2 separate regions of the Mus musculus genome follow, and region 2 is linked to region 1. Evidence: chromatin loops called from intact Hi-C (ENCODE). Cell type or tissue: heart. All regions are shown on one strand.

What was found. A loop is a pair of places that touch in the nucleus more often than their neighbours do. Peaks named below come from ENCODE experiments on the same cell type or tissue, not always from the same donor. Only the 100,000 strongest peaks of a DNase experiment are listed, where the experiment ranks them.
Region 2: it touches region 1 in a loop (2.0-fold over the local background); 12 of 42 quality-filtered maps call a loop at or near these places.

Annotation. Positions count from the first base shown.
Region 1 is chr1:144,000,234-144,008,233 of GRCm38, forward strand. Rgs2 (regulator of G-protein signaling 2) reads right to left here and starts at 3,916. Exons shown (of 5, transcript NM_009061.4): 1 at 3,776-3,916; 2 at 2,719-2,820; 3 at 2,547-2,608; 4 at 1,883-2,049; 5 at 1-1,641. The coding sequence starts at 3,885. The coding sequence ends at 1,447. In heart, CTCF peaks have their summits at 4,352 and 6,574 (motif pointing left); DNase peaks (open chromatin) are centred at 2,608, 4,008 and 6,508; H3K4me3 peaks cover 2,643 bases; H3K27ac peaks cover 2,523 bases.
Region 2 is chr1:143,914,285-143,922,284 of GRCm38, forward strand. No RefSeq gene overlaps it. Among named protein-coding and RNA genes, the nearest start is that of Gm41964, 20 kb to the right of the region's middle. In heart, no CTCF peak of the experiment used is centred here; DNase peaks (open chromatin) are centred at 2,497 and 3,497.

The DNA of each region.
Region 1 (8,000 bases):
TATCCAGGGAGGGCCCAGGGACACAAAGCGATGGGATGTCATTGAGTTAAGGTCTTCCAATTTCAAGCTGAGGGTGCCCCCCATCTCCTCCCATTTACTAAAACTTCCAGATATAGAAAATTTGCTTCAGAAAGGGAATTCCTCCAAATTAGCCAGAATGAAGGCTTTTCTCAGCTAGAACATATTCCTGCATTTAGTGCAAGCAAAGCACTTGCTTTCTTCTTCAGTGTTACCCAGAGTAGCACAGATTATTAGCCAAATGAAGGCAGGAGGTGCAGGAAACTTGGGGTTTTCGTATTGCCCCATCACAGAAGAAAGAACTGACCAGGTTCTTGCCCATGCCAGGTGTCTGGAACCAAGCATACGCCAGGCAGGCCCACATTTACACGAACCTTTTCCTTTTCTTAGGCTGTTTGGCCCTGTAACTTTACTTACTAATATTTAGCTGGTCCTTAACACACAGGTCAATGCTCTTTTTTTCTTTTTCTTTTATTAAATAACACATTTGACTTTCACAATGAGTGGTTCTAGGAATGTGGTCTGATGTTTTTAAGACTACATAATGTCTATAGGTTTAAGGAGAACATCTTCCTCGAAGCAAGCATTTCCCACTTCTCAGCTGTTGATTTCTCAGTGGGCAGGTACAACAATTGATCCACACTGATACCTCTTTGCTAGAAAGTTCTTTTCTCTGATAGCTGACATATTTCCAGTTACTGAAATCAAACAACAGAACCACATCGGGACTTCCAAATGTTCAATGACATTATTTAGCAAAATAAATTTATTAAAAGTATTCAAAAACCACTTCAAAGTTTAGCTGCCCGCAAGACAGTTTTTGGCACTCGTAACAGACGCTGGTTCTACAGCACGGCACAGCATTCGGTCCATCACACACACCATTTAACAACTCAAACATACTTCTCAGTTTCAGTGATACGTGACACACTAGTACTAATGATCTGTAGTCCTAAGAACGTCAACACCCTTGCACACAGTAAACATTGTAATGTTACTTAGTACTAAAATATTAAAACTAGAACTAACACCACTATGTGGTAACATGGACTAGTTTAGGGAAGGTGTACAGCCAACTAGCTAAGGCCACATAATCCCAGACCTATTGATTTTAAATGCTCCAACAACATTGCATCGGATCTTTCATCTCAAACTCTGCTTTCCCGACAAGGAGGAAGAACACATTCAGAGGCCTGTTCCCTCCCTCTGTTCTTCACACAGTGAGGGAAGCCGTTCTCACACAGAGCCTCTCCTAGGTTGCTGACTTCCTGATTCACTACCCAACATTGAATCAATAGTTCTGAGCGATGTTTTCCTAACACTCAGGCTGAATTCAAGGTCAGTTTTTTTTTTTTTTCTGGCAGGTCACAGCCTTTGCTCTTGGGAGACAGAATGGAATGTCCTTTGTGTGTGGGGGGACTCCTGGTCTCATGTAGCATGGGGCTCCGTGGTGATCTGTGGCTTTTTACATAAGTCCTGGTAGAATTCGGACTCCAAGAACCGAGGATAAGAATTGTTCTCCATCAAACTGTACACCCTCTTCTGAGCTGTGGTGAAGCAGCCACTTGTAGCCTCTTGGATATTTTGGGCAATCAGAGATTTCGTTTGGAAGTCTATGTTTATCTGAAAGAACAAAACAAAAGTCCATTTATTGGCTAGTCAACACTGCAGATTGATGCTTAATAATAAAACATAAAGGTGTAACTTGTGATCAGTTATAACTGTCAACTTTGGAGAAACTTAAATGTTAGGACAGCTGGGATGAGAGGCGCACAGGGCTCTTCTCACTTGTGCTTGAATGTGGTGTATTCAAGTCTCAGGTTTCAACAGTGTTGAAGGTGATCTGAGGCGCCTGTCTTCTTACCTCTTTGGGAGCTTCCTTCTCTATGAAGTCGGTATAGATTTTCCTTGCTTTTGAGGACAGTTTTTGGGGTGATTTGGTTTTTTTGAAGTCTTCACAAGCCAACCAGAATTCAATGTTTTCTTCACAGAACTCGGACTTTAAAAACGCCCTGAATGCAGCCAGCCCATCTGGAAGCACAGGAAAAGCAGCATGAATGGAACGACCGAATTATACACAGTTCTTCTGCACAAAATGATCAGTTTCCTAGACTTCATTCAAGCCTGTCATTCTCTAGGTCTGGCTCTTTAAGCACTAAGATGCCAGTAGGCAAAAATGCTTAAGTTTGTAGTCTGCAACAAAAGTATACTTAACTTCACTGGCACTGCAAGACCAGTGTTTATAGGCCATAAGTTCACTAGGAACTAGGGCTTTTGAAAATATTCTATGCAATGGAAAAGCTGACTCAACCACAGCCTGAGTAACTGGCATTTTAATTTTTAGGCTAACTTTTCTTCCCCACCTGAGGTGAATACCTCTTGCTTCCCCATGATTAAACCCAGTGATATAAGGGAAAGAAAAAGAGGCTTTGAACTGTCAGTGGTGGTAATGTCTAATGCACTTCTTGCAATCATTTCTAGGCTTTTAAAGATACTGGTGAGAGATCACATTCAAGAGGTGAACTTACATTTACTGGCCAGCAGTTCATCAAATGCTTCTGCCCAGAGCTGCGCTTCCTCAGGAGAAGGCCTGCAAGAGAAGTTCCGCAAATGAGCTCCCCAACACACATCAGTTCCCCTTCCCCTTTTGCTTGGCTTGGTTAGATATTCATCTCTGTAACTACAGGATCCGAAACTTACTTGATAAAAGTTTGCTGTTTGCTTTTCTTGCCAGTTTTGGGCTTCCCAGGAGCAGAGGAATTCTGCAAGAAGTAGCTCAAACGGGTCTTCCAATCCTTTAAGCTGGAAAAAAAAAGAGAGAAAAAAAAAATACTTCAAGTGGCAATTCTTGAACGGTCAAACTATCATCAGCTGCAGTAGCTACAAACAAAGCAGATGAGTCTCTCCCTCTTAGCTTTTAAACCCAGCACCTCAGAACACAGTTTTATCCATTCATCCGACTATAATGAGCTTTACAAGCAGGATAGGACTACATAACAGCCAGGGTATTTTAAATTTTCACCAGTTATTTCTGACCTAATAAACAGGTAGTGGATTTTCTGCATGGTTAAACTACAGCTTGCTGTCATTTTTCAATTGAGAACAGCAGTCTTGACCCAGCTGATGTTTCTTCCCTTTCTGCACTGGGGGTAGGAGGGTCTGCACTATGCCAGAGACAATGCATAGGTGTGTGTGTGTGTGTGTGTGTGTGTGTGTGTGTGTGTGTGTGTGTGTGATGGATTCCCTAGCTCCCCTCTGCGACCGCCCACAGTGCTTCTCCGCAGCAGATACTGCAGAGCAAATTACTCATTCCATAGTCGTGACTGGGTGAGCCCTACTTTATGATTTAAAAATGGATCTCATACATTGCGAATCAACTCAAACATCTCCACCCAGCAGCTATGCAAGCAGCTCAGAACTAACAATGCAACGTCCAGACGCCGGTGGACGTTATTCAGCTACAGGATTCTGATGCCACATTAAATGCAGAACAAAAAGCCAACCAGCCCTTCTCAGATCATCTACCGCCACCTTCTTCAACCATTTCCTATAGTTCCTAAACTCTCGGAGCTCACATAGAAAAAAAGCAAATACCACCATATCTAGCAAGCTAACCCCCCACCCCCCAAGCCCCCACACTTTCTCTGCAGAGGTGCAGACTAGAGAGCATTCAAAGCCGAGATCGAGGGAAGGTAGGTCCCTAGCAGCAAAGCCAGGCTGGGTATGAAGAGCTCTTCGGGAGACAGGGCATACTCACAGTGTCCGCTTCATTTTCTCCCGCTTCTCCTCGACCTTGGGGCCGTTGCCTGCACTCTTGTCCATGGGTACGCAGTCGTGCTGGACAGCCAGGAACATGGCACTTTGCATTCTCAGACTCCCGCGGCCACCGCAGCTGTTTGAGGCCGGGAGCGCGCCGCGGGCTTTTAAGGCGGGCGGCGGCATAGGGGCGGGACCTGGAGGCGTCAGCCACGCCCCAAGAGAGCGCGGATTGGCTCGCTGCAGACGGCACGAGGGCGGAGTCGCCCCGGCCTGTGGCAGTCACGGCAGCCCCCGAAGGGCCTGGAAGCGAGGGCGCTGTTGACGTAGGCGCCGCATCCTCGTGCGCACACAGGGTGGGAGGTGGCGGGCGGGGACACAGAGAGATTTGGTAGGCACTTCGGGCAGCCACGCGGTGAAGGGTCTCCGAGTTCTTGGCTTTTCCTTTACTGAAGACCGTACCTTTTACTCGTGTGCGTGTGTGTGTGTGTGTTCGCGCGCGCCCCACCTTTGTATCTATTGTTCATCCGGACACCCATAAACTGCAGCTGGGATGGGGAGAGCCCTGCTGGCTGCACTCAGCAACTCTACCTATTTTAGAGAAGGAAATCAAACAACTAGAAAAACCTGAAATATGGACTGTTGAGTAAGGTGCTGTAGCTCGCTCAGGCACCTTGGAATTCCTAAAGGGAATTCCACGCTACTCAGGGAGGAAGCGGGAGAAAGTTTCTATTAAAACCTGGTGTTTTAACCAGTTCTGCAGTTTTGATCTTTAAATGCATGGCTGCAGCAGGCTGTGGCTTTGCAGGGTCGTTCCCCAGGAGACCCGAGGGGCATCTCCTGCGGGGCACAGCAAAGATCAGAGAGATAGGTGAGAAATACAAAGGGAAACCCAGGATCTCGCAGTTCTGCTGCACACGGATCATGTGTAGTTTCAGAGCGTAAGGAATCAGGATTTCCTCATGAGTCATTCACGGTTGAACAGATTTAGGAATTACTAGATGTTCAACTGCTTAAGTTAAGGTGGCGGTGCAGTGGGGGCTAGAGCTAGATGTGAGAGCCGGTTGGTGTAAAGAATTTGTTTGGGTAAGCTTCATTTGTGAGAACCCCTGTCTCTGCTCCTGCAGGGTTTAATAAGCCCTGATTTGTAAGAACTAATACATGACTTCAACTACAAACTGATTCAGCTTCCTATGTTACCAGAATGATGCGGCGGAATACCTAAGTGGTTTTCCCATAAAGTCTGAACAGACTAACAAAAAGGTACGGCTTAGGCTCTAGTTATTCTGATTCATACTAGATCTACTAAAAGGAAAATGAAGACCCATTCTCAAACTGGGAACCAAGCAACACATTGTGACAAGCTGAGGGTAGTTTGAGTCAGAGATCAAAGTCTGCAGTCGCTAATGAAGAAGATTGGTATAGCCTTATTATAGAAGGAATATCATTTCGATTTTAGCAACAAATACTTGATAGCATGCTTATGAATCTGTAAGATGAAATTTTTAATAAGCCGAAAAGATCTGCACTGTTTCTACATTTGCTTTAATTTCTGACGATTTAATACATATTTATTAAGCTTGTGTTAATAAAATAGTGTTGCTCGTTAAAATATCTGTAATGTGCAGGCATAGTTGACTTTTTTTTAACAATACAAAACAGGACTTTTTTTTTCTTACAACCCTGGGTATTAAAATCATCAATATAGGTCAGGTGACCCTTGACACTTGTGGCTGTTAGCAGGTGTAATCAGAGCCAGTAGTTGCTAAGTCTCTGTTAGGGCAGTCACTTTCCTCCTGCCTGAGCCCTAATTTCTCATGACTAAGAGCAGCAATGTGATTTTTTCTTCTCCTTTTTTTTTTTTTTTTTTTTTGCCAGTCTCAAAAGATACTATGCAAATCTTGCATTTAAGACCCTTTGTAATGGCAACAAAGTGCATTATTTTGCACATACAAACAGAGCAATGTCAAGCTAGCTTTTCAGCATAAAAAATCTGTAAGAAGTAACTCAAAATTAATTAGGTTCTAAATGTGTAAATTCTATCAACTAGCAAGATAATGCAGTTTGTGTGTGTGTGTGTCAAGCTTATGACAAATTGATGTTTATATAATAAATGAGTAAGGACAAGAAACAAAATAGTTCATATTTAGCACCTTCAAGATCTTTAAACCTGAAAAGCTCTGCTCTTTTTATACATTAACAAAGTGAATTTACATGTGCCCTACTAACTAGTTGAAAGGTAGACCACCCTAGATGATTTTTGTATTTAATCCACTTTAATACTTTTTTTTTCTCTACAAGCCTTTTCAGACTGACAATTGGAAGTAAGTCACAAAATTATTTTTTCTCCCTGGAAATCGTGGATAAATTTACAACCACTGGTAATTTTGGGAGTTTAGGCAGTATCTACTACAGACAGACACCTTTTTTCTTGAGAAGACACCACATGGCACTGGGAGGGAATATAGTGGCAGAATGCTTGTTGAGCACGAAGGGGCCCTGGATTCTATCTCCACCAAAAATACCCCCCCCCCCCCAGGTCTTTTTCAAAACCGGCTTTCATATTTAAAGTAATAGCTTCATGTCTGGCAACTTCCCTTTAGAGTTTGTTGTTGTTACAGTTGGCTTTTAGGTAAATAGGATTGCTAAATACTAAGATGACACACAGTTTCCATTTTGTGGTGGCGGAAGCAGCAATGCAGTGGGTTGAAAAAAGACTGGCCGGCAAAGCCACAGCCTGAGATCTGCTGATAAACAAAGCGTAGGTTTCCATTTTGAAGCTGCCATGCCCTCTGCTGGAGCTGCCTGAGCGCATGCCGCTGGATTCTCCCACAGCGCAGACTTTTTTTCCTTTTCCAAACAATACCACACAGATAACACGAAGGATACAATGTCTCACTTGCCAAACACCTATCTTCTTCATTAATTCATTGTTATGAATATTTATATACTAACTCATGCTCTAGTAATTTAAAGCCAATATATGCTTAAAAATTCACGGAAATATTCTGTGTATAACTAAGTGCTTAAAACAAAACAAAACAAAACAAAACAAAACACAACTTGGCAATATGTTTAGATATTAATTTGAAAGAACTCCAAAACTGTGGCTCACCTTTGTGAAATGTTCTTTTCAAATCAAGAAAACATGGGATAGGTAATTGAAAAAAAAATGTTAATAATGTTCATATAGTCAGAAATGTGACACAGGTTCTCCCCCGCACCCCCCCCCCCATTTTATTTTGTCTAACTTTTTTTGTGAAATATTTTATCAGAATGAACACATGCTTTCACAAGACTCTTTTCGTCACCCTTTTCCTCTAACATGATCTCAGATTTTAAAGTTATTATTAATTTCTTAAACGGTAACTTCTGTGCCCAGAAGCTAAGAGAGAAAATTAGTGTTTTTGTCGGGATTGTATTGCTTTAATGCTTGACCTGTGTTTCAGAGGACTTAGTCACTCAACCAGTGTGTGTCGGTGGTTTCACTTAGCCGTGGCCCTGCTTCCTCTATGCTTTGAGGTGCGTATTCCAAATGCAGGCAGGCAAGGCATTGCGAAATTTAATCACCTTCTTTACCAAAACACTGAGAATAATAGGAACCTAAGGATGTTTTTTATTTCTGAATGAAAAATGCTAACATAAACCAAATACTGCATATAGTTGTGTTCAGTAGTTGTTAAGACTGTGAGTTAAAGACTGTGCCTTTGCTGTCTAAAGCAGGGAGCTGTTGCTTGCTGTGAGTTGAAAACTGATGGGAGAATGTGGTTAGACATACTGCCTTGTACAGTAAGTTGCATAAGTGACCTGAAGACTGCAAAGTATAGAAGCAGAGACTGATTTCGCCACATGTCTTCTGACTGGAATTTTAATTTTTTGCCAGAGAAACTGGAGTGTTAGTTGGAATGGGTTTACTATTGTTCTCAAATTGGTCATGTTTGGTTAATGAAAAGTTAGATTTCGAAGGCTTATAAGCTGCCGGTCACTGGGGATGTAGCTTCCTTCACATTTCTTTTTTCACGTATGAAAGGACCATTGCAATACGAGATGTGATGCACTAGTCCCCACCCCACCCCCACAGTGTACTGAAAACTTTTAAGTAGGGAGAAATGATCTGTTTTATGTATTCTTTAGGCCTTTGATTCATAGACTACTTTATAATACTAGATAACCTTGTATATATTCTCTTCCTTCACTTTCTTTTCTTTTCTTTTTTTTTCATTTTT
Region 2 (8,000 bases), 86 kb before region 1:
CCCTGACTTAGCCTCCTGAATACTCTTGGGATTACAGGCCTGTGACCACAATGCCCAGCTTGGGTCTTCTTTTTTATACTCGGTTAGGAAATTACTTTGTTGGCCTTCAAGTCTTTGTAACTATATTCTTTGTTTTGCAAATTAATAGCTGGCTTATTTTCACTCAGCATTTCCCTTCTCAATTGGCATATAAACTGACATACAGTTGCAGCAAGGCAAATCTGCTTCATATTAGAGATGAGTGTCCATCATTTTTGCCAAGCAGAGAGGGAGAAGCTTAGTGATTACATAGTTCTGCTCAAACTAAGCATGCCTGGAAACTGTGCAGAGATACACAGAAGAACGTATGATATCTCCTGTTCTCATTTCACTTTGGGTATTACAGTTTGCCATTTGTCATCAACATTGACTTTTTATCTCATTGCAGCAAAGCTTAACAGCATCTAATTTTATCTGACTTAATGGTGGTTGCATGGCTTCTTTTCAGCAAGATTCTAATTTTCCTTTCATTTTATCATCCTGATTTTTATTTCAACTTTGCTTTTAAAGCATGTACACTGTGTTGACCTTTGGGTGGTCTTACTTTCAATACTATGAGGTCACTACACCATCACCAAAGTAACACCAATAAGCTTTTTTAGCTCACTTCCTAGCATAGAGGTTTTTTTGAATTGTTTTGTTTGTTTGTTTTGTAAAGACTTCAAAAGCAATCTTTAAAGAAATGTCAGATCAGCCAATTAAATCTCTGCCAGCAAGATCTCTTAACCCAATGTCCTTTCTTTTACTTTTATTTTATTACTCATGGAAAGAAAATTTGCTTAGCTTTGTCTTAACCTTGTATTTTGCGCATCACTTAATACTTATTGAATTTCTTCCCACTGGATGAATAGTTCTATTCTTTTGAAATAAGTGGCAATTCTTTGTACTCAGTGATTGAAATAAAAAAAAAAAGAAGTAATCCATTTACCAGATGTGCTTTGAAAATCTCATTTCTTTATAGAGATTGACTTAGTATTTCAGTTAATGTGATTCTCTTTGGACAATATGATTAGCTAAAAAAGAAAGGGTAACTACTTTCACATAATGTAATTGCTTCTCCAGGTGAGATTTGTGAATTTACCTATAGTACCTCAAACCAAACCTTTATTTATAGTTCAGTGGGTTTCTCTGATTACAGAAGAACATACTTTATGTTTTACTGTGGCAAGATAAGGCATAAAATCCTGTCCATTTTACTTTTTATATTAAATCCTAGTACACAGAGTGGGTTTATATGTAGCAAAGTAACTTTTCAGTTTCAAGTGAAAGTGTTCACTGGTTTATTAAGACATGGTCACATGTTGGGTATTTTTCTCATTAAGATTATAATCTCCTGAGACTGTATACTCTTCTGGATATCATGTAGGAACTATGTTTTTTCTCTTTTGTGTGAAAAGAGGATAAATGTTAAAAACAACAAGATTTAATTTAACAAAAGTCTAAAAACCCATAAACAACTCGATTGATTTGTCAAGTCAAAGGAATGCTGTATAGAACATTATAAAAAATCTTTCAGTGTTTTTTTCCAAACACAAATCCATTACTTTCTTTCTTTTTTATGAGTTTTTATTAGATTTGTTTATTTACATTTCAAATGTTATCCCCTTTCCTCGGAAAATCTCCTAACACCTCCCCCTTCCCCTGCTCACCAACCCGCCCCACCCACTCCCTCTTCCTGGCCCTGGCATTCCCCTTTACTGGGGCATAGAACCTTCACAGGACCAAGGGCCTCTCTTCCCATTGATGATCAACTAGGCCATCCTCTGCTACATATGCAGCTAGAGCCATGAGTCCCTTTGGTTGGTGGTTTAGTCCCAAGGAGCTCTGGGGATACTGGTTAGTTCATATTTTAGTTCCTCTGGGAGGGTTGCAAACCCCTTCAGCTCCTTGGGTACGTTCTCTAACTCCTTCATTGGGAACCCTGTGCTCAGTCCAATGGTTGGCTGTCAGCATCCAACTCTGTATTTGTCAGGCACTGGCAGAGCCTCTCAGGAGCATTACTTTCTTTTTGTTGGAAACTGTAGCTCTGTCAGGTGCACAGCTGTAGTTATAACTGTTTGTCTTCTAATGTTTCTTGAGATGAGTAACAGAATATATACATATAAAGGGTATTGAGTTTCAGTCTCAGGGTCCATTAGGGAGTGACAGTCAGTTGAGAACTGAACTGCTATTTGACTGTATCCAAAATTATTCTAATCTCTGAGTGTTTCAAAAGAGAACTTAACATTTTACAGTGATTTACAAGTTTTACTGTAGTCTTTCTTTTAGCTAGTTAACACATCTCTGCAGACGAGTTTGCAGTCCTTTCCCTCTGCAATTCGTATAGTTCACACGGAACTTGACTTCTGCTTTTTTGGCTGTCTAACTTCTCCTCTTTTAGATCATACGATGATAAACAGCACTTCCTCTGAGAGCATTCTCAGTCTGCCTGGGTCTGGGTTAGTTTCCGGACTGGCGAGACCGAGCTGTGGCCTGCTCCCTGCAGCAGCCTGTAGTGTGACCGTCTCCACAGCACAATTTTAGTGAGGCCTGGCTTCATCTCTGTCTTTTCATGTCTTTCCTCACCTGTTCAGCAAATGTGCAATGGGCATCTCTGCTTGTCTCTAATAGGCTCTGCTACCTTAGCCGTCAACTGTTGAAACCTTCCCTAGCTTGGGGAGCTTGACGTGAGGAATACTAGACAGGAGATATTCTTCCACAGTATACTGGGTGATGACTCTCTTTTACTGTCTTGTTAGGAAGAGGAACTAGCTCCCCTTTTATTTACATGTTCCTTCACCAGGCTGGACAGGCAGATAGTTTTTCTTGTTGGAAAAAAATGTCAGTACCATATCCTTTAGCCTTGGTAGAGATCATTTTTCCTCAACTGTTGCCAACTTCCTCCCCCCTCCATTAAATTTTAGCACCACAAGCATACTGCGTTTCTGTGGATTGCCTTTGAAGATCCATGGATCACTGTGTCTTTTCTTTACAACCCAAGAATACGTTTTTGGTCTTTTTGGGTCTGTTGCTCGGTGTTTGGTTGTGCTGATGTTGCAATTACTATCAAGTGTCAGTGGCCAGGAAATGGGGGAGATCCACAGAGGGGCATTTGACTTTTTCAACCTTTCCTAGCTTCTCCCAGTTAGAGAAAAAGACGGTATGACGCATTCCAGTTTCTCTGGGAGATGGTCTTGTATATCTATAAGGGCCTCAAGTGTCCTGTCTGTCTGTCTGTCTGTCTCTCTTTTTCTCTCTCTCCCCTCCCTCCCTCCCTTTTCTGCCTGCCTGTCTTCCTTTCTTTTACCCAAAAGGGAGGTGTGCTGTGGTTTCTAGAGGCAGGATCCAGGTCTGAGCTCTTCCAAATTTGGCAAAAGCTCCTGGCACGTTTTTCCCCCTGAGCTCTCTTGTTTAGTTCCCTGAGCTGTTTGGGGACATCTGCAGCTGAAGAACAATCTTCTCTCCTGGGGGTGGAGAAAGGGCCACGTGACTTCTCCCTTCTCGTGTCTCGTGGCACACTGGGTGTTTGTAGCCAAACTATCCTGGGCTCTGGAGAATCTCACAACGCAAACAGCTTGCCTTTTGAGGCTTGGGCATATGTTCTAGGCAGTCTGAAGCCTGCTTGCATGAGTTCTGTGACTCCCTCCACTCTGCCAAGACCAGCTGGCTGTTATTAGTTCTGTATCTTTTGTTCTCCCCAGCTCAGTCTAAATACAATTTCATAAATATTGACTGGGGTGATTTATACTGAACTTCATGAGATTGAACTACAGATGAGCAGGTGAAATGTTGGGCAATTTTAAATAGCTTGTTTAAGGTTGCCCAGTTTGAGAAATAGGGTAACTTCAGAATCTGAACCCAGTTTTTTTTCTGACTCACCTGCATTATGTTACCCTCATCTTCCAAACTGGGTGACAAAGCACGTTGCTTACGGACATTTCTCTCACGCAGTGCTTTGTATGCTTGGGTATGGAGAGAAGCTGTGTAGGCTGGCAATGAGGATGCACCAGTCTCAGCCCCATAGTGGTGTTGTTCAGAACACTGAAGCACCCTTTGAGACTTGGCAGATCTCGAATTATAACCTAACTTCTTTATGGTACTTTTGGTAGAAGGTCTCAGAAAGGCCAGATGTAGAAAGCAGGGCGCCATCATCTTTGAAGATTCTACGTACTGTGCTTGTATTGTGGTAGTTTATCCAGTCTGCTTTGTCAACTACTGGTGCCCTTTACTCGAGGTCATTATACATGCTAGTTGTGTTTCATTTGAGGAACTAAGTATATTAGGAAAGAGGGCTCATTTCAGGCCGAGGCTTGACTAAGATAGCCGAAAACAGAGGAGTTCCTCAAACCTCAGATTACAAAATAAAAAAAAAAATAGAAATAACAAAAAGTGTCACCTTCAAAAACTAAACAAAAAATGCATTTCTTTTTTTTTTTTCCATTTTTTATTAGGTATTTAACTCATTTACATTTCCAATGCTATACCAAAAGTCCCCCATATCCACCCACCCCCACTCCCCTGCCCACCCACTCCCCCTTTTTGGCCCTGGTATTCCCCTGTACTGGGGCATATAAAGTTTGCAAGTCCAATGGGCCTCTCTTTCCAGTGATGGCCGACTAGGCCATCTTTTGATATATATGCAGCTAGAAAAAAATGCATTTCTTAATTTCTTGTTTTTGTTACCAGTCGGGTGATGGTAAAGAACAGTTGCCACATCCTGTTGGTTTTGCCCTACACCCCCGCCCCTACCAACCGCTCCCCCTGGGAGCTGGCCTGCAATTGTGTCTCTATCCTGTAACCCTACCTCCTTTGGTGTTGAGAACTTGTTCCTGTGCTTGAGCTACATAAAAAGATCCCTTCAACTCTCGGTGTCTTGGGTTGCAACTTGGAAGCCTGTGCTTTCTCTGGCACAGGCTGTGTCCTCCTCAAAGCAGCCAAGAAGTGCCCTACTTTCTCTTTTGTACCGCACAAGGAGAAGGGAGGCTTGAACCTGGGGGCATTGTTGAGAGACAGGCCTGATGCTATCACAGTCTTTCCATTTCTGTTATGGAAGAATTAACTTTGAACGTGTTCCTAAAGCTTAAATCGAGCATGTTCCACATGTCCCTTAAGCATAAGTTCCTTTGGAAAAGAAGAAATGTTCCAGTTAATATCCTGTCCCACAGAGAGGAAAACAGCCAGCAGCCACTCAAGAAAAGACTCAATTGTGATTCTTCCTGGTTGTTGGGTTTCCTGTGTCACAAATGATGTACAAGCATCATCGACTCTCTCTGTCTTTAAAAGAGCCTGTATGCACTGATTTTCCTCAAGACTGACTAAGGTTGTTTCCTTTTGATCCAGCCATTTAATCATCATGAAATTCGTCACTGAAGTGACCAATTTTAGCTTCCAAAGGAAAATGTAAACAGGAAACTACAAGTATTGGAATTATAGTTTCTAAGATCTGAAGATCTCAGGCACTTGAGGCAGCCTGGTGTGTCAAATCTCGTGCTCAGAAGACAGCTGTTTGTGATTGCTTCTTCATCTCCTGTAAACACAGGGAGGATGTTTTAAAGAGGATCCCAAATAGCCAATATATTGGGAGCACCAAGTAGCTCTCTGGAATCTATTTTTTCTTTTTTAAGACTTGAAAATGATTCTTCCAACAGCTATATCTGAGAGCTGAGCCTGCTGATATATGCTCAGGAATAGCTTAATAAACACTAACAAAGTATTCTCATGCATTGTTACTTTCTTCTTTCATGCTTTTTCCAATAAAGAGCTAATACGTACAAAGGGGACTGTAACCCAATCCCATTGTAGTCAAGGCCTGTATGAATACCACGCTGAAATGGACAGCAGTCAATTCCCCCTTTTGCCTTTTCTGCAATCTTTTCTTTAGGAAGTTGTTTCCTTCCCGCTGCCCTTGTTTCTTCTTTGACCCTAAGATTGAAATCAAAGGCACACTTCAGGTCACTTCTCTCTCAAGGGAGCTACCATCCTCATGAGAGTCTGAATATGTATGAGTTTCCAATAATATGCGATGCTTCACTAATAGGCTCACCCTGAGGACTTAAGCCACGCTCTTGTGCTTTGTATTTATGCAGTCTTCTGTATTCTGTTCACCTCATCTTTTCAGATAGAGTGGAGGGTCTCTGCCAGCTCACTCCTCATCTATCTTAAAGTGCACGTGAGCATCAGACACTGAAGGACACGAAGCTGGGAGCTTGCCTCTTAAAATTGGAATTCCCTGCCCAGTGCTCCGTTCAGTGATGTAGTCACAGCAGCTACTCTGTAAGTGTTCACAGGAGGATGCAGCGGGTGAGAGAAAATTATCCAGTGCTGCATCGCCTCAGCCTTTACCTCTCCAACCTTCACTTCCTTACTTGAAAATTAGCAGGAGAACAGATGTTTACTCATTCATTGTCAGTACTTAGATTTGATCTTCTCATTCGCTTAATTTCGATGTGCACCCAGTACAGTAGTGGCTTTGTTAATGTAAACCTCGCAACTCTTTCCTAAAGTCTGCTTAATGTGCCTTTTCCTTCTTGCTACTGCAGACATTTTTTTTTCGTGTGTGTGTGTGTGTGTGTGTGTGTGTGTGTGTAAGAAATTGACCTAATGAAAAAATGTAAGAGGACTTCTAGTAAGAAGGTGAACTTGGTTTTGTTGTCGTTGTTTTGAAAGATGTTTACCAAAGTTTACCCCAAAGACAACTGTCTTTCCGTTCTCTCCATGCTGAAAATATGTCTGCCCATCATGTTATGTTGTAAAGTTCTGCCTTCTGGACATGACACAGCCATTGAAGTCATGAATTTATAGTAGCCGCGGTTACCTGCTCGAGAGCAGCACAGGATTGGGCTCTTCAGTGTTCTGCTGTGGATTGGAGAGGGGGTCATTCGGCCCCATTACTCCCTGAAAGGCTACTGGATATTATTTGGTTCCAAAGGAGAGGAGTCATTTCCTTCTGTGTTTTAGCCACTGCTGTTACTGAGGCTGCAGTAAATTCATTGCCCAGGGTCATGGAAATTTCTCTAATGTTCCTTGACTTGCAATTAGGCAGTCATCATGGCAGCCAGAACACGTGACATATGAGTGTCCACTCAAGAAAACCTAGGACAAAATACCTGCCAGCTAACATCAAACACACACATGTGGCTTATGATCTTCAGGTAGGCCACACTTCTAAAGCTTCCAGAACTTTCCAAAATAGTACTTAGCTGGAAATGAAGCTGTAAATACATGAATCTTTTGGAGGGATACTTTATACTCAATCTGTAACAACCAGGGTCACATGACTGTTCAATCATGCTTAGGTACAAGGTTAAGATGGGAGATTCTGGAAGACATGAAGAAACGTGCCAAAGAACAGAGCAAGCTGTGAAGTAAGATCATGAGAATAGTTTTGGCTTTCTGCATTTTGGCACCAGTCTTTAAAAGCTTCAGGAAAAGATCTTTGAAATTTTAGTAAAGGGGAGTTAATCAGATAGTGGCACCAATTATGAGGAACGTAAAATGAGTCATTTTGATGTTTCAGGACATGTAGCAGACACGCTGCCACAAGGGTAGTTTTGCCTGGCCAGAAGTGAGAATGGAGAATCTCTATTTCAAAGATTTTACTTCAAATATGGAAAGAAGGGCTGGAGAGATGGCTCAGTGGTTAAGAGTTTATATTACTCTTCCAGTGGTCTGATGTAGGTATTGGTTCCCAGCACCTACATCAGGTGGCTCACAACTGCTTCTAACTTCAGTTCTGGGGAAAAAAACCACCCATGACTTCCATGGGCACATGTGCTCACATGCACCCTCTGCAATAGACACAACTGAAAATAAAATAAATCTTTAAAAATGAGGAAGAGAGAAAGACTTAGGGATTTTATACCTTCAACTCCCTTTGAAATTAGTTTTGCTTGAATGACTAGCCAAATAAAACTTAAATTTTATCCAGTAGTAGAGGGCACTCTAGGTAAATTTTCAAGCAAGATCTCTTGTCACTACCTCCC